Regions from separate parts of the Homo sapiens genome. Here region 2 is linked to region 1. The links are chromatin loops, found by intact Hi-C in ENCODE. Cell type or tissue: HCT116. All regions are shown on one strand. Each heading gives the region's core, and the rest is flanking DNA. Links, peaks and the distances in the headings are about the cores only. Region 1 overlaps ARHGAP42 (Rho GTPase activating protein 42). Region 2 holds the start of LOC105369458 (a long non-coding RNA gene).

What was found. A loop is a pair of places that touch in the nucleus more often than their neighbours do. Peaks named below come from ENCODE experiments on the same cell type or tissue, not always from the same donor. Only the 100,000 strongest peaks of a DNase experiment are listed, where the experiment ranks them.
Region 2: a loop joins it to region 1, with 9 times the contacts of the local background. A loop is called at or near these places in 25 of 110 quality-filtered maps.

What each region holds. Positions count from the first base shown.
Region 1 is chr11:100,972,772-100,988,406 of GRCh38, reverse strand. ARHGAP42 (Rho GTPase activating protein 42) reads right to left here. Exons shown (of 24, transcript NM_152432.4): 18 at 15,073-15,232; 19 at 13,804-13,948; 20 at 11,970-12,350; 21 at 11,436-11,592; 22 at 9,358-9,420; 23 at 815-894. Among named protein-coding and RNA genes, the nearest start is that of SNORD13I, 46 kb to the right of the region's middle. RefSeq lists enhancers at 9,103-9,669, 9,670-10,238. In HCT116, for the core only: a CTCF peak has its summit at 8,039 (motif pointing left); no DNase peak of the experiment used is centred there.
Region 2 is chr11:101,313,531-101,329,165 of GRCh38, reverse strand. LOC105369458 (a long non-coding RNA gene) reads right to left here and starts at 9,453. Exons shown (of 4, transcript XR_947952.2): 1 at 8,227-9,453; 2 at 5,166-5,268. In HCT116, for the core only: CTCF peaks have their summits at 4,955 and 7,638; a DNase peak (open chromatin) is centred at 4,990.

The DNA of each region.
Region 1 (15,635 bases), core at 4,158-12,157:
ATTATTATTTATCTATTTATTTTCCAACCTTTTTGATCCATGGTTGGTTAAAGTGTGCATGCAAAAATTCTGGAATGTAGAGGGTCCAACTATACACTCAACTCAAACGTCCAAACAAAACAATGTCACAGCCCTCTAAAGTTGGAATGTCCTTTGCATTCACATAGTCAAATAAAACAATCTCTCTGTCTCACACACATGTACAAACAGGTACATACACACAAATGCCTGCAGGAGAGGAATGAATCCAGAGGGAATTTTAAAATGTTTTATTTATTTATAGACAGAGTCTTGCTGTGTTGCCAGGCTGGAGTGCAGTGGTGCCATCTCAGCTCACTGCAACCTCCGCCTCCCTGGTTCAAGCCATTCTCCTGCCTCAGCCTCCAGAGTAGCTAGGACTACAGGTGCACACCACCATGCCCGGGTAATTTTTGTATTTTTAGTAGAGACAGGGTTTCACCATGTTGGCCAAGATGGTCTCAATCTCTTGACCTCATGATCCGCCCGCCTTGGCCTCCCAAAGTGCTGGGATTACAGGCATGAGTCACCGCGCCTGGCCTATTTATTTATTTATTTATTTATTTATTTATTTATTTATTTTGTGGGTTGGGCTGGGCTTACCCTCCTAAGCAGCTGGGACTACAGATGCATGCCACCCAGAGGGATTTGATGTGTTCATGCATGCCCGTTATGAGAGGCAGGACATGGGATAAAATCTGAGGCTTCTGGCTTCTACTTTAGACTCATACCACCATACTATTCCTTCATCCTCCCCATGATGACAAACTTAGGCAGAGGGAATTGACATACTTACCATTAGAAAATATTGCTCCTTGTGGGAAGGAAAGCTCATGACTGTGCTCTGCTTTACAGGAGTACATGGCTTTGGCTTGGCTGAAAGAGCAAGACAACTTGTCAAAACCTCAACACTCAACCTAAGGACATCTATATTTAAAACTCTTCTTCAAGAATGCTATTAATTTTTACTTGTAATTGGAACATAATGTACATAAAGTGCATATATGAGTGTACATCGGTGCTTTTTGCACTGAACACAATCATATTACCAGATCAAGAAATCAAGGATTACTAGCACACTAGAAACCTTTCTTGTGTTTCTAGGCAATGCTCTCCAGGGTAATCCCTGGCTTATAACAATATAGGTTGGTTTTAGAGACTGCTATTATTTAACTGTTTAATAAGTTGCTAAATAGGCTGTTTTTACAGCTATGTAGGAACGAAGGTTCCTAGGTACCCCAAAGCTTTTTTTTCCCCCACTTTCATGTTCAGACTATCTGAGGTGAGATCCAAAAATTGAAAGGCTTAAAGAATATGCTAAGTAAGTTGATTGGGCGTGATATAGGAAAAATAATAGGATAAGTTGATGATAAATGGCAACCAACTATAGCTTCACCATCAAGAAGATGATGGGGACAGGTGGAGGCTTTGCAAACCAGGGTACACCCATCCTTAACAAGAGAAGCCAACCACTCAGCTCCCAACCTCTGTCACTATATGCAAATTCATGCTCAGCATACCAGATACTCTTTTTTTTTTTCAAGTGAAGTCAGAATTTAGGAGTTACATATGAGATATGATCCAAAAATATTTGAGCCAACACTAAAAAGGCAAAATCTGAGGCTGCTAATCAAGGCACCAGGCAGGTCTCCTTTAATCTGCAACATTCAATAACCTGGGTAAGACTTGCAACTGATCCCAACTCCAAGTACTTATCATCTCTTCCACAACCAGAGTCCAAGACAATAGCATTTCCAACCTGGTTGGCTAAATGGCTTCCTGGCTTCCTAGAACCTCTATTCCCTTACAATCCATTATCTATAGAGCAGCCAGAGGGCAGCTTTAAAATGCCCATCAGATCACATTACTTCCCTGACAACCCTTCAACTGGCTTCCTACTCTGGCCCACAAACTATATGCAGTCAGGTGCCGGGTGGTCTCCCCTGCCTCTTTGTGTCCCTGCCTCTGCTCTCCTACTCTACTCCAGTCACAATGGCCCTCTTTCTTTCCTTCAAACATGCCAAATTCATTCCCACCTCAGGCCAGCTATGTCCATGTCCTGAGATGTTTTCCTCTTGATCTTCACATGGCCATGTACTTCAGGTTCATCTTAAATTTCAAGAACTTTGCTGAAGGTCAGGCCTTCTCTGAAATAGCTGCCCAGGGAACTATCATATCTTCCTGCTTCAAGTCTGCATGGTGTTAGTATCTGGTATTTTGTTATTATTGCTGATATTTTTATCTTCTCCCCTAGACACAATAAAATCTCCACGAACGATGTCTGATGCTTAGTAGTATAACTCAGGAAATGTTAGCTAAATGAATGAGTGAGAAAAAGGAAAGATGTTCTGGGTTCATTTTCTACATGATGAGTCTTTTTAAAGATTCAGGGCACCTTATCTATCCTCCTTGGGGTCCCAGCACTATACCTGCAAAGCAGCGTCAGCAGCATTTGCATCCACAGCTCTCCCAAAGCAGCAGCATTACATTATAATTTCATTTCCCTGTTGGAGCTCAACCCTGGATCTTAACCCTACACTTCCAGAATGAGGTCCAGCCATTTAAACTGGGGTTCCCAAAGACTATCTGAAGATTGGAAGGTGTAGAGAGGAAAATTCTGGACCTGCCTCCAGTCTTTTCATCAGAGGTGAGCCTCAGGCTGTACTTTCAGAAAGCTTGCTAGCGGGGCAGATTTGGGAATGACCCTCAGCCCACACAGCACAACGTCCCAGTGAAACATGGTCTAAGGAAGAACTGAGGAAGTAGAGGCACTCAGAGAAGGACAGGACTTTAAAGAACTGTGTGTGTGCACATGAACACATGCACGTGGGTATGTTGGTTGCATAGAGGTTGGAAGTGAGAACATTATCAGGTTCTGAAGACTTCTAAGAATCAGACTATGGTAGTCTCAAATAGAATATAAACTTTTTCCCTATAAATCTTCTAGCCAACTATAACCATTTGATTTGATCAGGATATTACTGAGGACTTCAGAACCATTTTCCTAAAAAAAAGGAAATATTTTTCCAAAAAATCACATTTTCTAATAGCAACAGCTTCCTCCAGTAAACAATAAGTCATATTTCTTTGAACCATTAAGACAAATTATAAAGAGATCGATAAGGAAACAATCTCCGAAGTTGTAGAAGTGATTACAATATTCTTTACAATGACCTAATTTTCAAAACTACACTTTAAAATGTACCCCAAATCTTGTAATTAATATTTTAGACATATATGTTCTCCTTACTTGTATTTATAGTATTTTATGGGACTGGTTGAGGGAGGGGAAAAGCATACAGAATAATTATATCGCTAAATAAATAAAGACATACATATTGTTAAATGTGTCAAAATCACACAGCACAAAATACTACCTGTCATGACTTTTCAATTATCTGTGCACTGACTAGACGGAATTTTCTTCTGCCGAGATCTGTAACTGCAGGTGTTAACTCTGCAGAGAGCTTTGATGATTTAATGTAGACTCTGTAACAGTGAAGTTTCCTCAGGTGCTAACGCTTCCTCTTTTACTGTCTTGGTGTATTGAAGAGGATGTGAAAATAACACTGTCACCTATTGTATCTCTCTTCAGAAGATTCTAATCTCTCTTTGAAAAAGATTTTGAAAATCCTGCCTCTTACTGCTTGGGAGAGTGAGGTAATGGCACAGTTCTGAAAGCCATTTCTTCCCTTATCATTGGAAAAATAATCTGCCCACCAGCCTCATTCCTCATTCTAAATGCCGTCTAATGCATTTAATGAGGAAACTTAACAAAAGTTTGATTGGGTCAGTGTGCAAAATTTGCCAGTGCTTATCTTAAACATAAGAGAAATTTTAAAAATTCATCAAAATTGATACAATGTCTTCAGGAGGCCTTTTGAACAATGAGAAATACACACATTTTGTATGCTATTGACGGTTTCACTTCTGAAGGGAATAGGAGTGCACGGAGGTAGAAAGATACTAAAGCAATACTATATATAAAAGTGGAAATTTTTAAAAATCACAACAATCTTAAGTATTCATCAGTAGAGAACTTAAAAATAAATTAGAGCACACCAATCTAATGAAGTATTAGGCAGCAACTATAGATAATGCTATTGAAGAACTCATGTAATGAAACAATGTTAATGCGTAAGACAAAAAGTTTACAAATTTGTTCTTGGCAAGAACCCTAAATTGCCCATGACAGTTTACCAATAAGCACTGCATTTGTTCCTTTGGCACTAATTGGAGATTTTTTTTTCTTTCTTTTGCTTTTTTTTTTTTTAGACAGGGTCTCACTGGGTTGCTCAGGCTGGAATGCAATAGTGCAATCATGGCTCACTGCAGTCTCGACTTCCGGAGCTCAGGTGATCTTCCCATCTTAGCTTCCCAGGTAGCTGGGACTATTAGGTGCACACCACCGTGCCAATTAATGTTTTATATTTTTTGCAGACACAGGGTTTCAAATTCCTGGGCTCAGGCGGTCCACTCGCCTTGGCCTCCCAAAGTGCTGGGATTACAGGAGTGTGCCACCATGCCCAGCCTAGTTGCAGATTTCTTAAAATTAATTACATGTTCTTTTCAAAGATTTTTTTCCAACAAACACTGGCTGTTTCCAGCTTGAATATCTAAGTAATACTGAATGCCTCAATGCTAAAAACTTCCACCTGAGCCTGTAGAGTTAAAGCTGCTTGTGTCAAAGACATATATATTGCAATTCCATTGAAAAAGAAGTGAAAAAGTGAGTAACAAAGTATTTTTTAGGTTAAAAATGTGCATTTTATTTACTCATTCAACAATTTTATTGAGCATCTATTGTGTGTTGGGCACTATGATAGCAACAATACAGTGAACTCCCCTACCATCCCCGCATCCCTGCCCATGTGTCCTTTTCTGTGTGTTTATCACAGAGGAGTAGTTTTCAAAAGGTGGTCAAGGGAACCTGTGGAGGGGAGATAGAGGGGCAGGCAGAAGCCTAAGATATCATTGCTCTGAAGCTAATGGAATGTATATGACAATTCATTTATTTTGTATTATGTTGGGTATTAAAGATATCTGAAAAAATGTAAAACAGTTCAACTCTTTAGGAAAATATCATTTTTCATTAACATTATGTTATTTGTGCTAATATGTAATAGGCTTATTCTTATTTTCAATAAATACATATTTTAAAATGTTATGTTTGAATTTCCAATACAGTAAATATCAATAAATATAATCCATAAAAACAGAAGCCCTTTGGGGATCCTTAAAGATCTTTTAAGTTTATAAAGGTGTTGTGAGATCAAGAAGTTTGAGAAACCACTGCCACGGATGAGATTAGAAGGCTGTGCACCAAATTTTAACAGTTTTCTTCAGGTGATGAAATTATAAGTGGTTTTAACTTACTTCTTCATTAATTTTCACATTTTCTAAAGGAAAATCATTAAATTATTATTTTAAACATCACAAATTTTTTTGCTTATGGGTGTTATGGTGATTTCTGCATCTTATGTGTGTCTTACATATGTAACTGTGTTCTAAACCAGTGATTTATAGCCTTTTAAAAACTCAAACTCACTGGGCAAGGTAACTTTGTTGAGCTTTTTGTCCTTTGTAATTCTAAGCAAAATATTTGTCTTTTAAAATTTGATAATAGAAACATTTGATTGTTTACAATGAACCAGACACTCAATTCTCAATTTATGCTCTTAATTCTCAATTCAGCCTTCAAAACATATTTGTATAGCTTGCCTGTTTATACTACTTTAAAGTGGATCTCTGCTCTGAGTATAACTGAGACCCAGGTGAAGGTTTTAAGGATACTATTTTCCACATGCCTTTATAATGGTAAGACACAGCCTAGCTACATTTGGCTTTTAAAGGGATTTTATAGGTTAAGGAAAACAATTGTAAATAACCAATGTCTGCTTAGGGCTGTGCCGGGCACTATGACATTTTTCTCTATTCCAAAGGTTCTCAAACTTTCATGTACATAAGAATCACTTGGGGAGGGTGACAAAAATGCAGCTTCCCGAGGCCTCAGTCTTGGACATTGTGGTTTATAAGGTCTATGGCAAAACCCTGGAATCTTCATTTTAACAAGTCTTGCAGCATGGTCCCTCCCATTCCAGTGAACTTGCTTTCTTACAGATCTCCAATGATGTCTTAGGAGTTAAAACCAGTGTCCTCTCCTGATCTCCTAAACCATTTTTTGCAGCTTCTACCACTGTTGGTCATGCCTTCTCATCCTGTCCATTCTTCTCTGTCTGAACGTTAAATAAAACCATTCCCCAAAGACCAATGCTTGGCCATTTGTTCTTTTTCATTTAGTAAGCCTCCTTGCTAGGTACCTTCACCTTCACCTATACAGAGTAATTGCTATGTAGAAGTTTCTTAAATGGCATCAAACTCCATGCTGTCTCCTGGTTCCAGCTGCACCTTTCTAACTGCCTCTCATTGGCCCTCACAGCCTCCTCAAACCCTATGGCCAAAATTTTCCCTTCCTCCTACATATGCACAAGCTAAGATCAGAAGCTAAACCACCATTCTTTCCAACACTGTCTCAGAGACTTGGAAACTTCTTTTCCTGTCTCTGATTCCCAATATCAAAACAGCTGCCCAATCCTGATCCTATTCATAAAAATCTCCTTATAGCTTTTCATCCCTTTGCTACTCTCCTGATTAAGGCCTTTTAAATCTCACCAGTTCCATCCTAAATGGTTGACTGTTCTCTCCCCTTCACAACCTGCTGGAAAATGATCTGTTCTGGTGCATCATAGATTAGATCACCCCTGTGTTCAATGACCTGCAGTGCCTGCAGCAATGCTGGGGGGGTTACTTTTCCGTGGCTCAAGGCCATCCACTAAAATCTCCCAACTGGTCTCTTTCCAAAATATGGCTAGTCTTCCTACTGCCTCTACTGGTTCTATCTCTTTCAAGGTCTAATTCAAGGGTAACCTTGAGCTCCTTAGGAAAAAAACAAAAATGAGACAGGCATTGTAGAAGGTCAGGGAAATTCCCTCAACTTCTATGAGTCATTCAGTTTTATTTAAGAGTACAAAAGAATATCAGGTAACTGTTAAGAGTTAGTGTTTAAATACCACTAATATATTAATCAGAGGCTTGAGTGTCTTAGGCAAGCAGTTTCAACAATAATTATGATAATAGTTATTAATGTAGAAACCATCTACAGAGCACCTGTCATGTTCAAACACAGTATTGTGTACATTCCCAACAATGTGGCAAGCTGAGAATTATGATCTTCATTGTATGGATAAAGAAAACAGATTCCCCAACATTGGTAACTCTGAGGTTACACGAACTAGAAAGTGGTGACCTAAAAATTTGAACTAGGGTCTGTCTGACCTAAAGTTCATTCATGTTCCCCTGTGCCTCAGTGAAAAGTTGTCACACAAATCACAAGTGTTGTGAACTGACAGACTGTAACTCTGAAGGTAGAGCTGAGTGAGCTCTAAGTTTATGCTGATCCCCACTAAAAGTTGATTTAGAGTATTCAGAATGCAAAAACATATTAAAGAAGTATGAGTTGGCTGGGTGCAGTGGCTCATGCCTGTAATCCCAGCACTTTGGGAGGCTGAGGCGGGTGGATCACCTGAGGTCAGGAGTTCAAGACCAGCCTGGCCAACCTGGTGAAACCCTGTCTCTACTAAAATTACAAAAATTAGCTGCACATGGTGGCACACACCTGTAATCCCAGCTACTCGGGAGGCTGAGGCAGGAGAATCACTTGAACCTGGGAGGCAGAGGCTGCAGTGAGCCAAGATCGCACCACTGCACTCCAGCCTGGTGACAGAGCGAGGCTCTTTCTCAAAAAAAAAAAAAAAAAAAAAAAAAAAAAAGAAGAAGAAAAAGAAGTATGATTTGACTGTTGAACATCTGAGTGTATTTTTATTATATGATAGCTTTCTGATTTACTTCATCCATAGCTTGTTTTCTTAAAGCTCTACGGGGATTACCTCTTTGATTATGATTACCTGAGTTTTTACTTAACAGGCTGACTTTTTAGAGCTTCCTAATAAAAGGGCTCCATCTAGTGAGCAATTCAACTACGTAGCATGGCAGAAGAAGTAGCAAGGTTAAATCCCTTACACTAAAGCCTAAAAATCAAGACAATCTCAGAGAAATGATGTTTGCTGTGACATGCATGGGGCTTAGTTTTCACCATGCTTCGGTCAAAAGGAAGATAAAGACACTGCTGACAGAGGTAAGGTTCACATGCTCTTGGCTCAGCTATTTAAATGCTAGGCACTGACCATTATTCTAGGAAGATACCAAAGTGGCTCTACTCTCTGCAGTTAAAAAAACCTAATACATGAGGGCCCTTACTGGGCTTTGAACAAAACCAAAGAGAGTTTGAAGGTTATTGTTATTGTTATTCTTAATAACTATCACATGCCCAGTACTGTCTAGGTACTTTATAAATGTTTGCTGAAAAAGTCCATATACTTTTACAGGTTGATAAAAATTATTTGGTTAAATAACTTTTAGAGGAACTATACAACAACTATACAACAGTATCTGTGATTCCTTTCCTTCACAGCCTCAATTAGCCAGACATTGGATGCTCAAAAATGTGTTCGTACATCTAAAGGAAAAATCAAGGTTTGTTATTCAAGTTCTCACATTTATATGCTCTTTCAACAATAGGCATTGAGTGTCTCCTACCTGTACTAGCAGCTGATAGTAAAAAAAAAAAATAATGAAAAGCCTCTGACTTTATGAAATTCCATTATTCAAATTAAAAACCGAAGCCCACTGTAGATCAAGAATAAATTTGAAAGCAAGAAGAGTAAAGTAGGAACTTTAGAAGCAAGCACATTAGTAGAAGCAAGATGTAACAACTCATATCCTTTTAATAATGGAATGGAATGTAAAATCTGAGAACCCCTAATGAAATTATGTACTCTAAAAACAGAGTCGCTTTGGGCAATTAACTCTACAACATCTCTGAGATCCTTAAGGATAACCATATTTTTCCATGGATATTCATGATGATTCCTCCAGAAAAAGTTATATAACTTTTAAAAATCAAGAACATGCTTTTGAAAAGTGGTCCCAAAATGACTGTCATCAAAGATGTATAAAGGATTATAGCAATTTTTATCTTCTAGGAAATGTGTTTGTTTAGAGCCCTTCTACTGTGAAGATTTCAGCAAATGAGACATCACTATAACAATGTGAGATGATATATGCTGTTTACAGACATGACTTCCTGTGAAGGGCCAGTGGACTTAAATTTGACCATCTGCATAATGGAGAGGCGGAGCTGTCACAGAGAGTGTCATGTCAATACAAAGCAACAATGTCACCACTTTTTTTTAGATGCATTTAAGGGTTTGGAGAACTTACCGCCCAGAAGAAACTGGTTTAGGTGAACCAACATTTTCAAACAGTTGAGCTTTTGCTGCCACTCTGAAAAATGATTTAAAATGCAAGTTTCATGAAGTCAATCACATTCAGTTCTGCTCAAAGTGAAATTCATGATTGCCAGTTAAACAAGACAAAAAATGGTTGAGAACCATTGCCAAAATTAGAAGGGAATTTTAATTGTTTTAACCTTTAATGTCAATGAGATTTTTAGATCTAACCTCCAGCTTACAGAGTACCAGGCTGTAATTAACCAATAGCTACTTCCTCTGGGGATCTTACTATCCTCATCCTTTTTATCTCAGAAAACCATGGGAGCAGTAAAAGGAACATTTTCTCTCTACTCTGCTCCCAGCAGCACGGCTATTGACTCCTGTGGAGCCACGAGTGAAGATGCAAAGAATCAAATCAACATGACAAAAGAACTGTTGTTCATTCTTTTAGCTAAGAAAACACTAATTATAATACTATTGATGTATTTTTTTAATATGTGAACATATGTCTGTAAAGTGAAAAGGGCAAACTCTGAAAATATGGCCAATAAACAAATCTGTAGATTTACATCTTGTTTCAAATCATGGAGGGCAAGGCAGAGAGGATATGTTCTAATTGAACAGGTAAGACTATCAGGTATGACTAAAAAGAATTGAAAGAGTTTCTATATTTACTGGAAGACTCTATAAAATTCCTTGATGTTCTAAGCTAGATTTTTAAAAAATCTATCTTATTTCTTTAATTGACAAACTCTTCTCCCAGAGCCAAGCCATTTGATTATCTCAAAGATCATTTTACACCTAATATAGAACACACACTTTAATCATTTGAATTTCTACTTTATGGGTACAATCACAAAAGAGAAACTCTTCTCTTTCCTCCACCAAGAATGGAGTTTATATTCTCTCATCTTCCCTAATACATTGGCTTAACATTTCTTTCCCTTAATGGGCAGAACTACACACAGTGGGGAGTAGACACACTGACAAATATATTTGCCTATACCACTGTAACTGGATTTCTAACCAAAAGAGATAAGGTACATTGAACATGCTCTGCAACCAAAAGGTTCCTGTCAGAGAAAAGGATGAACTAATGAATTTATGACACAGTTCCTATAGAAACAGGCTTAGTAAAATGTCTTACTGGACTTTTAATGAATAATTAAAATGTCAGGAAGAATGCCATCATATTAAAAATGGAGAAGGTAAAACAGAAGGAGCACAGAATTGTAGTCAGAGAACCCTAGGTTGGAAACGGTAGAAAAGCATCAGTTCTCGTCATCTCTAAAATGTGGTTTATACTACCCATTTCCAAAGGACACTGCAGACCTTAAAAGAGATAACTCATGTAAAGACATCCAGTAATGGCTCAGAGAGCATTAGGAAATTCTCAGCAAATGTCAGGAAAACAAAATGAAAGGGAGAGAAACTTTTTATCTCTCTTTTTTGCTTACTTGTTTAGCCAGGTTTCCATTGTTCTTCTTCACCCACTTTCTACTCATGTCTATGTACCCTTCTCCTACCAGCCTTTACAGTTCTGCATCATTTCCTTTGATGAGAAGTACCCACTTTTGCCTTGCATATTCCTCATTCTCTACTAGCTTGTTTAAATCAGTGAGGACTCAGGTATGCGGGCGTAGGATGGAAGTGAGAAAGAAGCTGCTTTAAAACAGTGAGGAGAGCAGGGACCTGGCTTATAGTCAATGCGTGGCAGTCTCTTCAGCGGAGAGATGGATGTTTAGCTTTTAATGGGAACACTTTTAGTTCCAAAGCTTATAACTACTGTATTATACATCAGTTTTCATTTCCTCAAATTAAGTCATAGCTCTGCTTCAAAGGAAAGTGCTTGAAGTGCTGCCCTGTGAGAGAGATTCTGTCCATATCCGAAGACTTCCACATCACTCATAGAAAAGAATAGAGTCTTACAGAAGTGGACTGTACCCACTCTACAGATAAAGTATTCCCAATGTATTCAACTTGTGGGATTCCCAAGAGTTCTTCTGAAACACTCAACTCCTCTCTGTATCCCTGGGAGACACAGCAAATATACAAACGCTCACTTACACTGAGCCAGGCCGCTGATAGCCATTGCTTGAGGCAGTGTCTAGTCTTAATCTCCTGCACATTTTCGGAGGCAGGTCTGGGTTTGGTGAAGCTTTGGGTGTCTCCTTGGAACCTACAGAAGTTAAGCTTTGAATAGATCCACTGTAGCTCTTGTTTCCTAAAAAGAAAGCCCAAGAAAATAGGCAAGGTGCTATTAGACAACATAATAGCAATAACACGTACATGTGCATAACAAAAGGAAGCATTTTTCTCTGAGCCCAAATGGGAAGGTACAGAATGTTCTTTGAGTACAGCAACCCATCACTTGGGGAGATCAAAATCTACAATAATTACAAAGACATCACTTCACAGACATGGAAAGATTCAGGAAAAATGTCACAGTGCCTAGGTTGTAAAATCCAAGCACAGGAAAAAAGTAGATAAGCATCATTAGTTTCTCCACCATTAACTTTATCCCTGCTTAACCATGCTGAATAATCCAGCACAAGTGACACTGAGACAATGACATCTTGCACAAGTTCCACTCTGCCTTACCTTCAGCTGCAGAGATGGATCTGAGAGAAGAAGCAGAAGCTCTTTTCAGTCCTGAAAGCCCATAAGGCTCTTTCTTGACTAGGTCTATGGGTGGGGAAACGTCTCCTGGGCTAGTGACTGAAGCAACACTCTGGCAGTCTGATTCTGCATCTGTCTTGGTTGCATCTTCTCTGGAACTTGATTCAGGACTAGTTGTCCACAGACCAAGGCTTTTCTGTCCATTGGAAGATGATGGGGTTGCAATCCAAGGAATCCCTCCAGATTTCTCCCTGGGCTGGCAGGAAGCTGACTTTGTAGTGCTATTTTGTTCAGAGGAATGAGAAGAGAGTGACTCAATGCTCCCCATAGGTGTGCTGTCTGGGCTGCTGCTATAGGAGTCACCTAAGGAGTAGGAGGGAGAGAGATGAAAGCAACTGTAACTATCTATTGATAACAGCATCACCAAAACCCTTCTGTTCTCCAACTTACCATGTGTTCTGCGGCCACCTGACCCCATTAAAGTGGTAGGCCCCTACCTAGTACGGAGAACTGTCCTCAGTACTGGAGAAAGGCTTTAAAATATGCATTTGAACTTGCCAAACGTATTTTTCAATGCTATTTTAGGAAGTTTATGTATGTACCTATGAACTACCTGCCTTTAGATAATAACTTTACTTCTTGAAGCATAAGTGGGTTGACTTGAATTCCCACAAAATTTGTTTATGAAACAGGATTCAGAAGTAAGAGAAATAAGATTCCTTCATGATATTACAAGGAATCAATGAAAGGGGGTATAGTAAAAACATATTTCTGCTTTCTTTTACTTTTCTGATCATAGGTGATTGATTCCAAGTTACAAAGTACTCAGCCTTCTTTCATTCAAAGGCACCATTAAATGTCAGTAGTAAATTACAAGTACCTCAATTTTCAAAGGCTTTTTTCCTTTCCTGCTAAGAATATAGAAATGTAAGAAACTGGCTATTTTGCTGGTTTTATTTCCTAATGTTCCTAAAAGCAAGTTATAAGAAAAATCAGATAAAGCATAATAATGCATTCACATATATCTAAATTAAAAATTAGTAAACTATTTTTTTAAATTTTTCTGGGTACATAATAGGTATGCATATTTGTGGAGAACATAGGATATTTTGATACAGGTGTGCAACTTGAAATAAGCACATCATGGTAATGGAGTATCCGTCTCCTCAGGCAGTTGTCCTTTGAGTTACAAACAATCCAATTACATTCTTTTAGTTATTTTAAAATATATAATTGACTATTTTCTATTAAATATTGACTGTGAGCAAAAAATTGGGGTGGGGGGTATAAAATAAAATGAGAACAGCCACAGTTTAATGTGTGCCATGGTGTCAAGATGCCACCCACATCACCTTAGGGCTTGGCTCAGAATTGTAAGTTGATGATAATGTGTGTTGTTTCTTTTTATCTTTTCTCTTTCAGACACTGATACCCAAGAGATAATGCTTTAAGAACATAATGTGAAAGGAAGGAAGAAAATGACAGCTTCAGTCAGACTTTGTCTTGCTTTCTTCTTTACCACTTTGACAATAGGACAGAACCTGCTACAAAGGAGCACCCAATGTACTTAATCACAGTTGCAGAAAAAAGGGCCTTGAGCCCTTTTTTCTTTTTTTCCTTTTTGTATCAATAATGAATTTGCTTACCCAAGCAACTGTACAACTATTGACAGAGAATATACAAATGATAAAAGAGGAGGTGTTGGGGAAAGAGCATCAGTGAGAACATCTTCTATTTCTACCTAATTACCAATACAGTGAAATACATCTGAACCAAAGAATGAAGAAAGCATCTCCCTAAGGCCGGGTGCACTTACTATCAGGTTCGGCCAGGCATGGAGTATACCTCCCTCTGGGCTTCCTAGACCCTGTAGAGAGGCAGATTGCTCGTGTCCTTCGGGATCCAGATCGAGACTGAGGCTGAGGAAGAGGAATGCTTGGGTCTGGAGCAGTATGAAAAATCTACGTATAAGAAAAATGGACCAAGGTCAATAAAAGGGTGATATTGCCACTTTCATTATAAAATAAGCTTTGAACCATATGCTACTTAATCAGCTGCAAAATATAAGTATCCTAGAGCAATTGTAACTTTTCCATTTATCTGGAGTATTCTTTCACGGGGTTTTCTTTTTTATTCTCTCCCATTTCCCAAAAGTAAAATCTAGAAGATCTTTCAATAACTTTAAGAAACCTTCCAAATATGAACAAGACATATTGATGGTTTTTATTGTAATACTCTCTTTCCACCTTCATACTCTGAAAAAACATAACCTGAGAAGAGCTGAGGCTCACTCTATATCATTTCTCCCACTGAATGGCTCCTTGCTTCTCAGGAGAAGATGCTGCCATGCTGTTGGCTCTGAGCTGCCAAGGAGTGTGGCTAGCTGCAGGTTAAGGTATGTGCAGAGCTACAGGACACAGCCATGTGCTCTTGCATTGTGAGAGAGCTTGTGCCCTTAGATAGACACTAAGGGCATGCTTCTGTGGGTGCTGGGAAGGGACCCAGGGGAGGAGAAGGCCTTAATCATTCTCTCACAAGGACCAGATCAGAGATAAAAGGATTACAAATTGTTAGACCTTAAATGGTTCAATTTGCTTAATACTCCAACTAATTCAGCTTTCAAAATTTCCCATTTTCATAGTTATTCTAAGATCTCACTTTTTTCAAGAAATCCTTCTTAGGGACTAGATATAGAGAAGACTTCAAGACTGTTGCCTATATTTTTTTCTTTTGTTTAGTTAGAACATTACCTCTATATAATTAAGAGTTTGATTTCAAAGGGATACAAAGAGAAGGTTAAAATAGAACCAACCACAAAGTGATTTTAAAATGTTCTCTGCACAGGAGCAATAAACTTACCATACAATGTAAAGAAGAAAACCTTTTGAAGTCTATTATGTAGAAGGAAAGAAAACCACCTAACTGAAGGATTTTGAGAAGCACTTAAAAACAACAAGGAAAGAAAACTGAAGTCCCCATTAAGAAGTAATTTATACAAAACTCATGAGCTCACAGATCAAATGCAAAATTCCTTTATAAAACCAAGATATAAAACTTGACACTTCCACATGAAAATTCCGCCTACCTTTTCATAGTGCTCTATCAGAATTTCTACCACAATATTCTGAAATTTAATATTCATCATAGCAGCCACAGTTTCTTCCTGTGCTCTCATTAGAGTTGGGCCAAATATGACACCAAGATTTGAGACAGTCATGAGATTTTGTTGGCTGTGTAGTGATACTCTGCAAATAAAAAGCAACAAAAATATCTTAAGTTATATGTTTCAAAATTATGAAATAGTCTCTTCTATCAAATTTGTGGTGCAAAAAATGTAAAATATGCCATTATAGGGAAATTGTCCTACTTTTAGCCACTTCCAATTGGCATTTGGAGTATGGCCTAAAAAGATGTAAACAGATAACATTAACTCACGTAAAACATAATTACAGGCAAAACAAAATCTATTAAAGAAAAAAACCCCTAATTTCCTAAATCAAGTACAATTACCCTAGAAAGATGATCAGCTGTTTGGTATTTTCAATGCTACTATATTTCTTTTGGAACAAACAGTTAAGAATAGACTGGTGGCAATTATATTCAGAGTCACCAAACATATTATTGAGAATCTATTGCCAGGAATTTTCC
Region 2 (15,635 bases), core at 3,914-11,913, 340 kb before region 1:
AAGATTACTGAGATCATCTTACATTTTGCTCAGGAAGCATTTGAGGCAGGAAGGATGAAAACAGGCACAGAATTATTGTTTATTAGATACCAGTGCTTTCAGATTAAAAAAACAATTTCTCCTATACTTATTCACCTTCTCATTCTACATCAGTGATGTAAAGTTCCTTTTCTCTTCCTCTGAAAACTTGAAGCCAGTCCAGCCAGATGTAGGAGAAGTTGTGTTTCTATTGATTTGAGATGTTCAAGACATTCCTTCAAATGAAAGGATACTACATTCTCTCAGAAAAAGGAGTGTCACAAATAAATATTCCCTATATTCTTAAATTTATAAATACTAAAGGTTTGTTTTTAATAAACAAAGGATAAACAACAAATCATAGACCCTGTGTCCAGTGAACACAGGCTCCCATTCTGCCAGGGCATGTGCTGTACCAACACAGCAGTCCCAGGGCTCTGCATGACTGTGAGTTTCAGGGACACAGAGACCCATGTTTGAATCTCTAGCTTGAAGTTAGGAGTTTAATTTGAAGCAATTTATATAATCTTCTCTTCCTATGTAGATTGGGAATAATAACTACAACTATCTTGCTGTGTTTTTATGAGGGTCAATTGAGAATATAAATATAAAAGAGTTATGACAGAGGTAGTTATTATTTATCATGACAACAGCATGGTATCTTTATGGTCATAACATAGACCTACCAAAGACAATTGGAACTGCCTTTTTTACAAAAGACTGTTTTTAATTTAATAACATGAAACAAGTAACATTGAATATTTTATGCAATTGGTTTTGAAGTGACTCTAGGTATAACTTGACTCCAAAGATGTTGCAGGAAAATTATTTTCAATATTTGATATCAATTCTAAACTAAATTACGTTTATGAAACTATATTATGAAACTACAGTAAACATTTCCTCGAAAGTTATACAATGCCACCAATATGTTAGTTTATGAGACCAGATTAATTGGTTCTTACGCAGATCTTAGACTTGCTTCTCCAGCTTTTTAACTATTTGCAGAGTATCTATGATTGCAAAAGGCATACAAGGTTATGCAATCACAGATTGCATAACCAGTACCACTTGAAATTACTTATCTGTAAGGATCAGAATCTTTCCCAGCTTTAAGCCCCATGAAATACAGAAATAAACAGGTTGCTGAGACTGATGTAAAATTGTAAAACTAGTATTATAATTCCCAACTCCAAATATTTGTATTCATTATAGAAATTCTTACTTGTATTGACTTGCTCTATAGTAAACTAAATACGATTTTGAATTATATTAACAAATTTGACCTTAGAAAAATATAATTATATTTAGCATTTATCTGTGGGCAAAAAGGGGGTTTTATTTCTCAAAGTTTAAAAATCGCTGTTCTAAGTTATAGAAATTGACATTACCTACTCAAAGTTTTACACCTTAAGTCGGAAGTCCTCAACCCCTGGGCTGTGGACCAGTACCAGTCCACAGCCTGTTAGGAACCAGGTCGCAGAGCACGAAGTGAGTGAGTGAACATTACCGCATGAGGTCCACCTCCTGTCAGATCAGTGGCGTCATTAGATTCTCATAGAAGCGCAAACCCGATTGTGAACCGCAAATGCAAGGGATCTAGGTTGCACACTCCTTAGGAGAATCTAATACCCGATGATCTGAGGTAGAAAAATTTCATCCTGAAACCATCACCCCCTTCCACACCCCACCGACCCTTGTTTGTGGGAAAATTGTCTTTCACCAAATCAGTCCCCGGTTCCAAAAAGGTTGAGGACCACTACCTTAAGGAATTAACCTGTTATAAATAAAATACATACATATAAATTATAAGCCACATATAATGATATTTACAAAGTGGCATTCTTTGGGAGGGTTTTTTAAAACTGAGTAACTCTGAAGAACTATAAAAAGAAAAACTTTGAGAAAAAAAATCAAATGATTTAGATGGATGACAGATTAGAATCACAAATGGGAAGACAGTCAGGTTTTATTAAAGGACAGAATTTCCTTCTTCAAAAGAGAGAAAGAAGCAGTTCATTTTCCTGGGTTAGTGGCAGTGAGGTATCAGGTGGATGGAGACGTGGTGGAGGAGATAGGGGTTGCTCTTACTCCAAAGCTGTTGAAAATATAAGCAGCCTACTGTCTCACAGATTAGACATTCAACTTCTATTTATGCTGCCAGTGTTGATAACGATGATGACTATTTATGAGTTAATCAATAGAGGGACACTATGCCTACTATGAATAAAAACACCAATTATGGGCAGTCACTAGGGAGTGAAATACGGGAGGAAATGTAGGAGAAAAGACAAAGGGGAGAGGGGAAAAGGAAGGGAGAAATAATTGTTTACTGAATGCCTGCCCTTTTGGGGTTTGCCAGACTTATTTACATGTGGAGCTTTCCTAAATCTTCCCAGGAGCAGGTGCTATTATCACTTCCCATCAATAAGAAAACTGAAGTTGTGAAGTATTAAACTATGTACATCCATTCTACATATTTATTGCATGCCAAGTATGTTTCATCAGTGTGCTCATCTCTGAGGATATAAAGATGAAAAAACAAAACAAAATATCGCCCTACTTCAGTAAAACTACTGTCCAAGTTCTGTCAACCATCAATAAGTGACTTACCCAAAATCAAATAACCAGTAAGTGGAAAAGTATGTGAATGCAGGTTTTTCTAATTGTAGAACCTGTGCTCTTTGTACCATCATACCAGGGAAAAGCAAGGAGCTGCTTCTCCCCACTGCTTTCCTTCACAATGTTCACACCCAGAGTGTGGGCAGGTCTGCTAGCCTCCTTCTCTATACTTTCTGAGCCCTGGCTTCACAAGCTGTGCCTAGCCACCCATCAGGCTACTAAATAAATACAACAGAAGTAACTGCTTAGAAACCTGCCATAACAAATAATTACATAGGCCAAAAATTGCAATTGCTAACATATTTTGAGATATTGGCTTACATGTAATTTTTGTCTCTCTGGACATTCCCTTTTCCCTTTACCACATTTAAGCTTGTGTCTTGCTCTATGTTTCTTACCTTAGGGAAGGTATGTGTCAGGAAGAAAACAAAAACATCTGTAAGTTTCTGTTTGTCTAAAGAGCAAAGACAGGTAAATATACGGACAGAATATTTTGGAACAGAAGTATTGTTTCCCAACCCTCCCTCATTTGTTGACTAGAATGAGACTCATCTGGTGTAGCAGAGGTAGGGAGAGAGAATGGAACCTGCAGTAGGTTCACCCTCTACTTGGCTTTCTGGCAGCATTACCGGGAGAAGGTAATCCCCTCCCCGCCCCCACCAAAAAAGAGTCATGTGGTGCATTTGGATGCACATGAAATAGGAAGCATTTTGTAAGATTCTGATTCCCTAAATGTAGCACAAAATGATTGAGACTGAAGCTCCTCATGGACCAGGACAATGAAACAAGGACCAGAGGGTTTTATGACATTACCACTGCTGCCCTCCCACCCCAATGATGTAGTTGGGAAAACTGTAGCACAGTCTTGGAGGGAGGCAAAGAGAGCAAGCTGCATCCCACAAGCTCAACAGGATACAGAACTCAGAGACAAATCAGTTGAGCTATAAATATAGAGTTATGTTTCCTACACTCTTTCTTTGTACACTAATATTTATAACTCCTTCAGGGAGAGAGGAAGAATGTAGGGGAGTGAACAGGGGTAGGGAAAGGGCACTCCATTCCTCATGGCTTCAGAAAACATACCCAATTTCTTTTATTGATGGGGGAAAGGTATCACTCGCATCCCCCCCATCTCTGCCTCACATCCCCAATAATGTAAAATCCTTCTAAGCAACATCTAGTCTGCTCAGTCTAAACACCAAATCTTCACTTCAACAAGCGATGTCTTCCAGGCCCAACTATCTAGCTAAAATAAAACTTGGAGGAGTTGGTCTCTTTGTTAATGCAGGATTCTATAAACATAACAGAAAGTATAGGCTGAGCCCAACTAAATAATAAGTATATATAGCCTACTATTTTAATTTTAGCATGATACACCACATAGAGTAGGGTTCTAAATCTCATACTATCTTTCTGAGATCTGGTAAAAATCCTTTTTGCCTGGTGTAGCTGAAAAAAAAAAATAGTCTCTTTTCTTCCTGTGTCACTCCTGTTACTAGTCATCTTTGTGTTCTCCAAAGCAGGACTTCCCAGGGATGTTGATTCCTTATATTTGTAGGCTTACAGCTATTGAATAAGAGGCCTTAGTCTGCAGTTGTTCTACAAGAAAGATGAATTCCTTCAACCTTAGCTGCAAAATGTCTTATGAAAACTAGTACTCAAGAATCATTGCCTGTCTGAGTGAGAGATGTGATTGCTCCTGTTATGTGTCTGCTTTGAGTGGTCTGTGCTCAGGCAGTTTTCCTGCCTCACTGGCATTATGAAAAGTGTGTTCCACTGTCTACACATCTTGGAACACAGTGAGGCCTTTACATTGGGTAAAAACCGAAATGGATGGCAAGTCACATAAAAAATAGGAATGCCATTGTTTTAGCATAATCTTGATAAACATCCTTACTATCTGTAGCACCTCAACTAGGAGGTTTCAAAACTTAACCACATAGTACTCAATACATGGACTCCAGAAACATTACATAGATCATTGTTTACCATTATTAATTAGATACTCATGATTGATTAATCAAATAGAAAACGTGCTTAAAAATCATTTACAGAACCAAGGGCAATGAAAAAGGTATGTTGTACACACACACACACACATATGTATATATTTCAGATATCATATGAAGTAAGAAAAAAACGTTGAAGTCTAGCTTGCTTATAAGAAAATTGATTTGATTCAAAGCATTTCCCAAAGGAGAACATAATTCAGCTGATCAGCTAGTTTCCACATTCACACAACTTATTCTACATTCTACTCCTCTGAAAGCTCCAATTTGTCTACTTGCAAATACTTCTTGCAAACCACTTGGGGGTGCACAGCTGCCACTGCCTGTCAGAACAATACCAACATCCACACTCAGGGTACTGCCTGCAGATGCATTCATTACTTCCTACCTCATGCCATAGCTACATTGCTGGGGTCCGGGGGCTAGAGTGGCTGCCTGCTTCAGTGGAGAGGTTTCTTCACCTGGCCTCAAAGATACAAAGATATTCCAAAGTCTCATGAAGTTGCCCTGGCTTACTTGCATCAGATTTTGTCATGAGGCAATAGCATCAATGTCATCCAGTCCATCCTTCAGTCTTCTTTCTCCAGCTTTCCCAGATCAAGCCTTCCCCTTTCCCTATCTACAAAAATAACAGAGAATAGGGCAGTGATAGAGTTATTGGTAGGCAAGTGCTTTATTACGTGTATAGGTTTGTCTCAGATACTAAACTTTAAAAAATACATTTTATAAGGAGCTTCTTGTTTCTATTCATGTCTATTTGTATCACTGGATTTCCCAGGTAAATGACTCGAGATTTCATTATTTGGAAATTCCTTACTATATTGAAACCTTGGGAGAACAAAACACTGGTTATATATCTGGGTCATGGGATTATTGTGACTTCTATTTTCTACTTTAGATTTTTTTCTGCTTCTTTGTAGCAAGCAGGTATTAACTTAATGATCAGAAAATGTCACAAGAAAGAAGAAATGGAACCTTCTCAAGCATTTCTTGGAACTCTGTCTGTAATGTACGCAAAGATGATGATATCTGCCCTTCTGATACAAGGCCCCATGGAGCTCTAGACCATGTGTACTCCCAGAAAATTTATTCACTGGTTGAGTTCATGAGATCTTTCTTAAAAGAAATGCTCCTATCCTGGGATCCATTTTTTTCTCTCTTACTTACCCTATTCTTCCCCCTCCCCACTTTTTCTTTGTTTTGGAACACTCTCTTCTTCTTTCCTCGTCTTCCTGTTGAATAAATTTCAAGACTGAGTCCTTTCTATTATTCTTTCCTGAAATTTCATACATTCTTCTATCATAGCACCTACCACACTGCTTTAATGTTCATATATGTCCAAACATTTAACCAGGTTTTTACATAGATTAAGACTTTAGAAAATAAAGTGTCACCCGGTATTCAAGTTCTTACAAAGTTTTTGTTGCTGGGCAACACTCAGTTATTTATGTTAATTGACAAAGTATTCTTTAGTGGGTACATCTGAGTCTGAAACACCTCCATTGATGCTAACTTGGGATCTTTATATATCACCTGATTGGAGGAAATAAGGAAAACAAATTTAACTCAGAACTAGTCATTATTCCTGAGAGTAAAACTTTGCAATTCCAAATATTGGAAGTTACAAAAAAAACTAAATTTATCATTTAACACCACTAGAATAGTTGGTTGCATGAAGGTCACAAATATGTATCTACACAATGAATGGGAGGAAATTATCCTTGTCTCATACGAAAGATTAAAATCTCTACCACATGCATACATCCCCCTTTCCCCACAATGATATCTCTCAAATAATTTATATGTAAGTAAACATGATATGCTCTACAAATTTGATAGATATCTGGGTAAAAAAAAGCTCTACAGAAGACCAAAATACAAATACAAATGTTTTTTTTTTCTTTTTATTTATTTATTTATTTATTATTATTATACTTTAAGTTTTAGGGTACATGTGCACAATGTGCAGGTTAGTTACATATGTATACAAATGTTAAATATACATGTGAAGAGTTTAAATAAAATTTGGTTAATAAAATGTGAAAAGGGAAAAACTAAGTTAGTACATGATATATGTCTACATAAAATCTTAAACATAAATTTATCATTAAATTGATAAACTCAAATATTATAAACATTTCTTTTACATTGTTCAAACTTCATATATTCAAGTTTCATTTAGAAAACTAAGTTCATGTATTATAGGTAACTCTATAATTTCTTGTCTAAACAAGGGTAATTTTAAGAGTATTAGAAGTATAAATAAGCAAATGAGAAAACAGGTATAAACTGTTAGTGATTCAAGCAAGCCAATGCATATGGTCATCCATGGTATATATAGTATTATTTATGAATTTTGCTTCTTGAGGGCCAAGTCTGTTTATGTGTATTAGACATTTTTTTTTAGCCCTTGCCTAGTAAGATATGTGGCATGTGGTAGATAGTTAAATGCTTAAACTAATGAATGAATAAAATAATTAATTAATAAACAGTATTTTACAGATTTGAGTTATGAGCCAGAAAAGAAAGACCAGAATTTTATACACTCATACCGGTTATATACAAATATCCAAAAACATCAGTATAATGTGTTTTACTGCCATTTTCATCTTTGATGAATAAAAATACATAAATTTGAGTAAATAGTTATTTAGAAAGGGTTGGTTAACAACAAATGGGGAAAGGAGTTGGAGCAAGATGGCCAAATAGAAGCCTCCACTTATTGTCCTCCCCAAAGAAACACCAAATTTGACAACAACCTACACAAAAAAAGCACTTTTATAAGAACCAAAAATCAGGTGAGTGATCACGGTACCTGGTATTAACTTCATATCATTGAAAGAGGCATTGAGGAGGGTAAGAAAGACAGTCTTGAACTGCCAACACCACCCTCCCTGGCCCCCAGGAAGTGACCACATGGCAGCGTGGAGAGAGAATCTGTATTCTTGGGGGACTTTGCATTGGAACTCAGTGCTGCCAACAACAGGCAGAACTCAGCCAACACCCACAGTTGGAGTATTTAGACTATCCCTAGCCAGAGAGGAATTGCTGATGCCAGTGAGTGGAACTTGAGTTCCTGCAAGCCTTGCCACCACAGGCTAAAGTGCTCTGGGACTCCAAATAAACTTGAAAGGCAGTCTCGGCCACAAAGATTGCAACACCTAGGTGAGTCCTCGGGCTGAAGTGGGCCCAGAGACAGTGGACTGGGAATGCACATGACCCACTGAAATACCAGCTGGGGTGGCTAAGGAATGCTGACATCACCCCTCCACTAACCCCAGGCTGTACAGCTCATGGCTCCAAAGGAGACCAATTTTTTCTGCTTGAGGAGACAGAAAAGTGGAGATTATTTTGTCTTGCTTGTTGGGTACCAGCTCAGTCACAGCAGAATAGGGCACCAGTCCTAGTCATGAGGTCCCCTTTCCATGCCACAGTTCCCAGACATTTCTAGACACACCCTGGGCCAGAAGAGAACTGCAGCCTTGAAGGGAAGGACCTGGCAGGATTCATCACCTGCTGATTGAAGAAGTACTATTGAGATCTGAATAATCAGCCATGGTAACCATGTAGTACATACCATGGGCCTTGGGTGAGACTCTGAGATTTGCTAGCTTCAGGTGTGACCCAGCATATTCACAGCCATGGTGGATATGAGAAGAGACTCCTTCTGCCTGAGAAAAGGAGGCATAATAATAAAAAAGGATTTTGATTGCAGCTTAGGTACAAGCTTGGTCACAGTAGGGAAGATCACCAAGCAAGGTCTTGGAGCCCCTGATTCCAGGATTTGGCTCTTGGATGGGATTTCTGAGCCTGCCCTGGGCCAGAGGGGAGCCTCTTGCCCTGAAGGGTGAGTCCCAAGCCTGACAGCATTCACCACAAGCTGACTGAAGAGTCCTTAGGCCATAAGTGAACATTACTGGTAGCCTGAGAGTACTCCCTGTGAGCCTGTGTGGTGGTGGGCACAGGGAGAGACTATTTTGCCTGGGGAAAGTGGGAAGGACTTTGTATTGTGGTTTGAGTGCTAGCTTAGCCTTAGCAGGTAGATTTTTAAGTTTTCCAACTTCAGTCCCTGACTTCCAGACGGTATCTCTGGACCAGCCAAGGACATGAGGGAACTCACTGCTCTGAAGTGAAGGTCACAAGACTGGCTGGCTTCACCACCTGCTGGCTTTAAGGCTCTAGGGCCTTGAGCGAACATAGGTGGTGACCAGGTAGTAGTTATAGCAGGCCTTGGGAGAGACCCAGTGCTGTGCTGGATTCAGGTCTCACCCAGCCCAATCTCAGTGGTGATGGCCACAGGGGTGCTTGTGTAACCCTTCCCATAGCCTCATGTACCTCAGCAAAGAAAGAGAGACTCTTTTGTTCAGGAGAAAGTAAAAGAAGAGAACAAAAGTCTCCACCTGGTAATCCAGAGAATTCTTCCATATCTTATCCGAGACCACCAAAGTGGTACCTCTACGAGTCTTCAAGAACCACAACGTTACTAGGCTTGGGGTGCTCTGTAATGCAGATATGGCTTGCAGTGACCAAAAACTCAGATCTCAACCCCCAGGTCCCTTTGAATATGTAGAAAGCGTTCCCAGGAAGGATGGACACAAACAAGCCCAGACTGTGAAGACTGTGATAAATGCATAACTCTTCAAAGATCAGACACCAATGAACAGCCACAGGCATCAAGTCCATACAGAAAAACATGACCTTACCAAATGAAATAAGGCACCAGGGGCCAATCCTGGAGAGAGAGACATATGTGAGTTTTCAGACAGAGAATTCAAAATAGCTGTGTTGAGGAAACTCAAAGAAATTCAAGATAACGCAGAGAAGAAATTCAAAAATCTATTAGATAAATTTAACAAAGACATTGAAATAATTGAAAAGAATGAAGCAGAAAATCTGCAAGTGAATATGCAATTCACATGCTGAAAAATGCATCAGAGTCTCTTAATAGCAGAACTGATCAAGTGGACAAAAGAATTACTAAGTTTGGAGAAAGGCTATTTGAAAATATACAGTTAGAGGGGACAAAAGAAAAATGAATTTTTAAAATGAAGCATGCCTCCAGGATCAAGAAAATAGCCTCAAAGGGGCAAACAGAAGTTACTGGCCAGAAAGAAGAGGTAGAGAAAAAGATAGGGGTAGAAAGTTTATTGAAAGAGATAATAACAGAGAACTTCCCACACCTAGAGAAAGATATCAATATCCAAGTACAAGAGGCTATAATAAACGGCAGGCAGATTTAACCCAAAGAAGACAACTTCAAGACATTTAATAATCAAACTTCCAAAGGTCAAGAATGAAGAAAAGATTATAAAAGCAGCAAGAGAAAAGAACAAATAACATAGAATAGAGCTCTGTATGTCTGGCAGTAGACTTTTCTGTGGAAACATTACAGGCCAGGAGAGAGTGGAAAGACATATTTAAAGTGACGAAGGAAAAAAAAAAAACATTTACCTTAGGATAGTGTATCTATTGAAAATATCATTCAGGCATGAAGAAGAAATAAAGAACTTCTCAGACAAGCAAAGTTGAAGGATTACATCAACACCAGTCCTGTCATACAAGAAATGTTAAAGGGAGTACTTCAATCTGAAAGTAAAGGATATCAATGAGCAAGAAGAAATCATCTGAAGGTACAAAACTCACTGGTAATAGTAAGCACACAGAAAAACACAGAATATTATAACTCTGTAATAGTGGTGTATAAACTACACTTATGTAAAGCAGAAAGCCTAAATAATGAACCAATCAAAAATAATAATTATTAATATGGTTTGGCTGTATCCCCACCCAAATCTCATCTTGAATTGTAGCTCCCACAATTCCCATGTGTTGTGAGAAAGACTGGGTGGGAGGTAATTGAATCATGGGGGTGGGTATTTCCTGTGCTGTTCTCGTGATAGTGAATAAGTCTCATGAGATCTGATGGTTTTATAAGGGGGAGTTTCCCTGCACAATTTCTCTCATTTTCCTTTTGCCTGCTGCCACATAAGATGTGCCTTTCATCTTCCACCGTGATTGTGAGGCCTCCCCAACCATGTGGAACTATGAGTCAATTAAACCTCTTTTTCTTTATAAATTACCCAGTCTCAGGTATGTCCTTATTAGCAGCATGAAAATGGACTAATACATAAATTGGTACTGGTAGAGTGGGGTGCTCCTCTAAAGATACCCAAAAATGTGGAAGTGACTTTGAAACTGGGTAACAGGCAGAGGTTGGAACAGCTTGGAGGGCTCAGAAGAAGATAGGAAGATGTGGAAAAGTTTGAACTACCTAGAGACTTGTTGAATGGCTTTGGTCAAAATGCTGATAATGACATAGACAATAAAATCCAGGCTGAGGTGGTCGCAGATGGAGATGAGGAAATTGTTGGGAACTGGAGTAAAGGTGACTCTTACTATGTTTTAGCAAAGAGATTGGGGGCATTTGACCCTGCCCAAGAGATTTGTGGAATTTTGAACATGAGGGAGATGATTTAGGGTATCTGGCAGAAGAAATTCTAAGCAGCAAAGCATTCAAGATGTGACTTGTGTGCTGTTAAAATAATTCAGTTTTAAAAGGGAAATAGAGCATAAAAATTCAGAAAATTTGCAGCCTGACAATGCAATAGGAAAGAAAACCCCATTTTCTGAGGAGAAATTCCAGCAGACTGCAGAAATTTGCAGAAATAACAAGGAGCCAAATGCTGCCAAAACAATGGGGAAAATGTCTCCAGGGCATGTCAGAGGTCTTCATGGCAGCCCTTCCCATCACAAACCTGGAGGCCTAGAAGAGAAACATGGTTTCATGGGCCAAGGCCAGAGTGACCATGCTGTGTGCAGCCTAGTGACTTTGTGCCCTGCATCCCAGCAACTTCAGCCACGGCTAAAAGGGGCCCAGGTTCAGCTCTGGCCATGGCTTCAGAGGGTGCAAGCACAAAGCTTTGGCAGTTTCCATGTGATGTTGAGCCTGCAGGTACACAGAAGTCAAGAATTGAGGTTTGGGAACCTCTGCCTATATTTCAGAGGATGTATGGAAATGCCTGGATGTCCAGGCAGAAGTTTGCTGCAGGGGGTGGGCCTTCGTGGAGAACCTCTGCTAGGGCAGTGCAAAAGGGAAATGTTGGGTTGGAGCCCCCACACAGAGTCCCCAATGGGGCACTGCCTAGTGGAGCTGTGAGAAGAGGGCCACTGTCCTCCAGCCCCTAGAATGGTAGATCCACTGACAGCTTTCACTGTGCTCCTGGAAAAGCCACAGACACTCAATGCTGGCCCATGAAAGCAGGCAGGGAGGAGGCTGTACCCTGCAAAGCCAAAGGGGCAGAGCTGCCCAAGACCATGGGAACACACCTCTTGCATCAGTGTGACCTGGATGTGAGACATGGAGTCAAAGGAGATCATTTTGGAGCTTTAAGATTTGACTGCCCCACTGGATGTCAGGCTTGCATGGGGCCTTTAGCCCCTCTGTTTTGGCCAATTTCTCCTATTTGGAATGGTGTATTTATCCAGTGTCTGTACCCCCATTGTATCTAGGAAGTTACTAACTTGCTTTTGATTTTACAGGCTCATAGGCAGAAGGAACTTACCTTGTCTCAGATGAGACTTTGGACTGTGGACTTTTGAATTAATGCTGAAATGAGTTAAGACTTTGGGGAACTGTTTGAAACGCATGATTGGTTTTGAAATGTGAGGACATGAGATTTGGGAGGGGCCAGAGTCAGAATGATATGGTTTTGCTGCATCTCCACCCTAATCTCATCTTGAATGTGGCTCCCACAATTGTCATGTGTCGTGGGAGGGACCTGGTGGCACGTAGTTAAATCCTAGGGGTGGGTCTTTCACATGCTGTTCTCATGAGATTGAATAAGTCTCACGAGATCTGATGGTTTTATAAGAACATGCTGTGTGCAGCCTAGTGACATGGTGCCCTGCATCCCAGCAACCTCTTCACATGTTTTCTCATTTTCCTTTTGCCTGCCACCATGCAAGATGTGCCTTTTACCTTCTGCCATATTGTGAGGCCTCCCCAGCCATGTGGTGTGTCAATTAAACCTTTTTTTTTGAGACAGAGTTTTGCTCTGTCATCCAGGCTAGAGTGCAGTGGCATGATCTAGGCTCACTGCAACCTCCACCTCCTGGGTTCAAGTGATTCTCCTGCCTAAGCCTCCTGAGTACCTAGGACTACAGGTGCATGCCAACACACCCGGCTAATTTTTGTATTTTTAGTAGAGATGGGATTTCACTGTGCTAGCTGGGATGGTCTTGATCTCCTGACCAAACCTCTTTTTCTTTATAAATTACCCAGTCACAGGTATGTCTTTATCAGCAGCCTGAAAATGACCTAATACAATTACAATAACTTTTCAGGACATAGTACAAGAAGATATAAAGAGAAAAAACAAAAAGTTAAAAAAATTGGGCAATGAAGTTAAAGAGTATAATCTTTGTTAGTTTTCTTTTGGGGTATTTGCTTGCTTGTTTATGCAATCAGTGTTAAGTTGTCGTTAGTTTAAAGTAATGGGCTATAAGATAGTATTTGCAAGCTTTATGGTACCCTCAAATAAAAAAAACACACAATGAATACATAAAATATAACAAACAAGAAATTAAAAAATAATACCAAAAATTCACCTTCACTAAAAAGAGGACAAGAAGGAAGAAAAACTGGAAGAGAAGACTACAAAACAACTAGACAACAAATTACAAAATGACAGGAGTAAGTCCTTACATATGAATAATAATATTGAATGTAAATGGACTAAACTTGCCAATAAAAAGACATACAGTGGTTTAATAAATGAAAAAAGAGAACCAATGTTCTGTTACCTACAAGAAACACACTTCACCTATAAAGACACATATAGACTGAAAATAAAGGGATGGAAAAAGATATTCCATGCCAATGAAAACCAAAAAAGAGCTGGAGTAGCTATACTTATGTCAGACAAAATGGATTTTGAGACAAAAACTGTAAATAGAGACAAAGGAGGTCAGTATATAATGATAAAGGGATCAATTCAGCATGAAGATGTAATGATTGTAAATATATATGATCCCAACACTGGAGCACCCAGCTATATAAAGCAAATATTATTAGAGCCAAAGATGGACCTCAACACAATAATAGCTGTAGACCTCAGCACCCTACTTTCAGCATTGGACAGGTCTCCCAGACAGAAAATCAACAAAGAAACTTCAGACTTAATATGCACTATAAATAAAACTGGTAGATATAATATTTACAGAACAGTGGCTACAGAATACACATTCTTCTCCTCAGTACATGGATTATTCTCAAGGATAGACCATATGTTACATCACAAAACAATTCTTAAAGCATTCAAAAAATTGGGGTAATATCAAGCATCTTCTCTGACCACAATGGAATACAACTAGAAATTAATAACAAGGAATTTTGGGAACTATACAAACACATGGAAATTAAACAACATGTTCCTGAATGATCAATGGGTATATAAAGAAATTAAGAAGAAAATTGAAAAATTTCTTGAAACAAAAAATAATGAAAATACAGCATATCAAAACCTATGGGATGCAGTGAAAGCAGTACTAAAAGGAAAATTTATAGCAAAAAGTACCTATATCAAGAAATAGAAAAAGACTTCAAATAAATAACCTAATTATGCATCTTAAAGAACTAGAAAAGCAAGAGCAAACCAAACCCAACATTAGTATAAGAAAAGAAATAATAGGGATCAGAGAAAAAATATGTAAATTAGAAATGAAGAAAGCAATACAAAAGATCAATGAAACAAAAAGTTCATCTTTTGAAGTGATAAACAAAATTGACAAACCTTTGGCCAGACTAATGAAGGAAAAAAAAGGGAGAAGACCCAGGCCAGGCACAGTGGCTCATGCCTGTAATCTCAGCACTTTGGGAGGCCAAGGTGGGCAGATCACTTGAGGTCAGGAGTTCATGACCAGCCTGGCCAACATGGTGAAACCCCGTCTCTACTAAAAATACAAAAATTAGCTGGGCATAGTGGTGAGTGCCTGTAATCCCAGCTATTAGGGAGGCTGAAACATGAGAATTGCTTGAACCTGGGAGGTGGAGGTTGCAGTGAGCCGATCGTGCCACTGCACTCCAGCCTGGGAGACAAGAGCGAAACTCCGTCTCAAAAACAATCAAACACACACACACAAAAACAAAAACAAAAGGGAGAAGACCCAAAAAAATAAAATCAAAGGTGAAAAAGGAGACGTTATAACTGGTACCACAGAAATTCAAAAAAACCATCAGTTGCTACTATGAGCAATTATATGCCAATAAATTGGAAAATGCAGAGGAAATTCATTAATTCCTGAACACATACAATCTACCAAGATTAAACCATGAAGAAATTCAAAACCTAAACAGAACAATAAAAAGTAATGAAGCTGTAGTAAAAAGTCTCCTAGCAATGAAAAGCCCAGGACCCAATGGCTTCACTGCTGAATTCTACCAAAGATTTAAAGAAGAACTAATACTAATCCTACTCAAACTATTCCAAAATATAGAAGAGGAGGGAATACTTCTAAACTCATTATACAAGATCATTATTACCATGATACATAAAACAGACAAAGATATATCAAAAAAAAAAAGAAAACTACTGGCCGATGTCTGTGATGAATATTGCAGAAAAATTCTGAACACAATACTAGCAAAATTAACACAACAATACATTAAAAAGATCATTCATCATGACCAAGTGGGATTTATTCCAGGGATGCAAGGATGGTTCAACATACACAAATCAATCAATATGATACATCCTATCAACACAATGAAGTATAAAAACCATATTATCACTTCAATTAATGCTGAAAAAGTATTTGATAAAATTCATACCTCTTCATGATAAAAACCCTCAAAAACATGAATATAGAAGGAATATACCTCAACATAATAAAAACCATACATATCAGACCCACAGCTAGTGTTATACTGAATGGGGGAAAACCAAAAGCCTTTACTCTAAGATCTAAAACATGACAATAATGCCCACT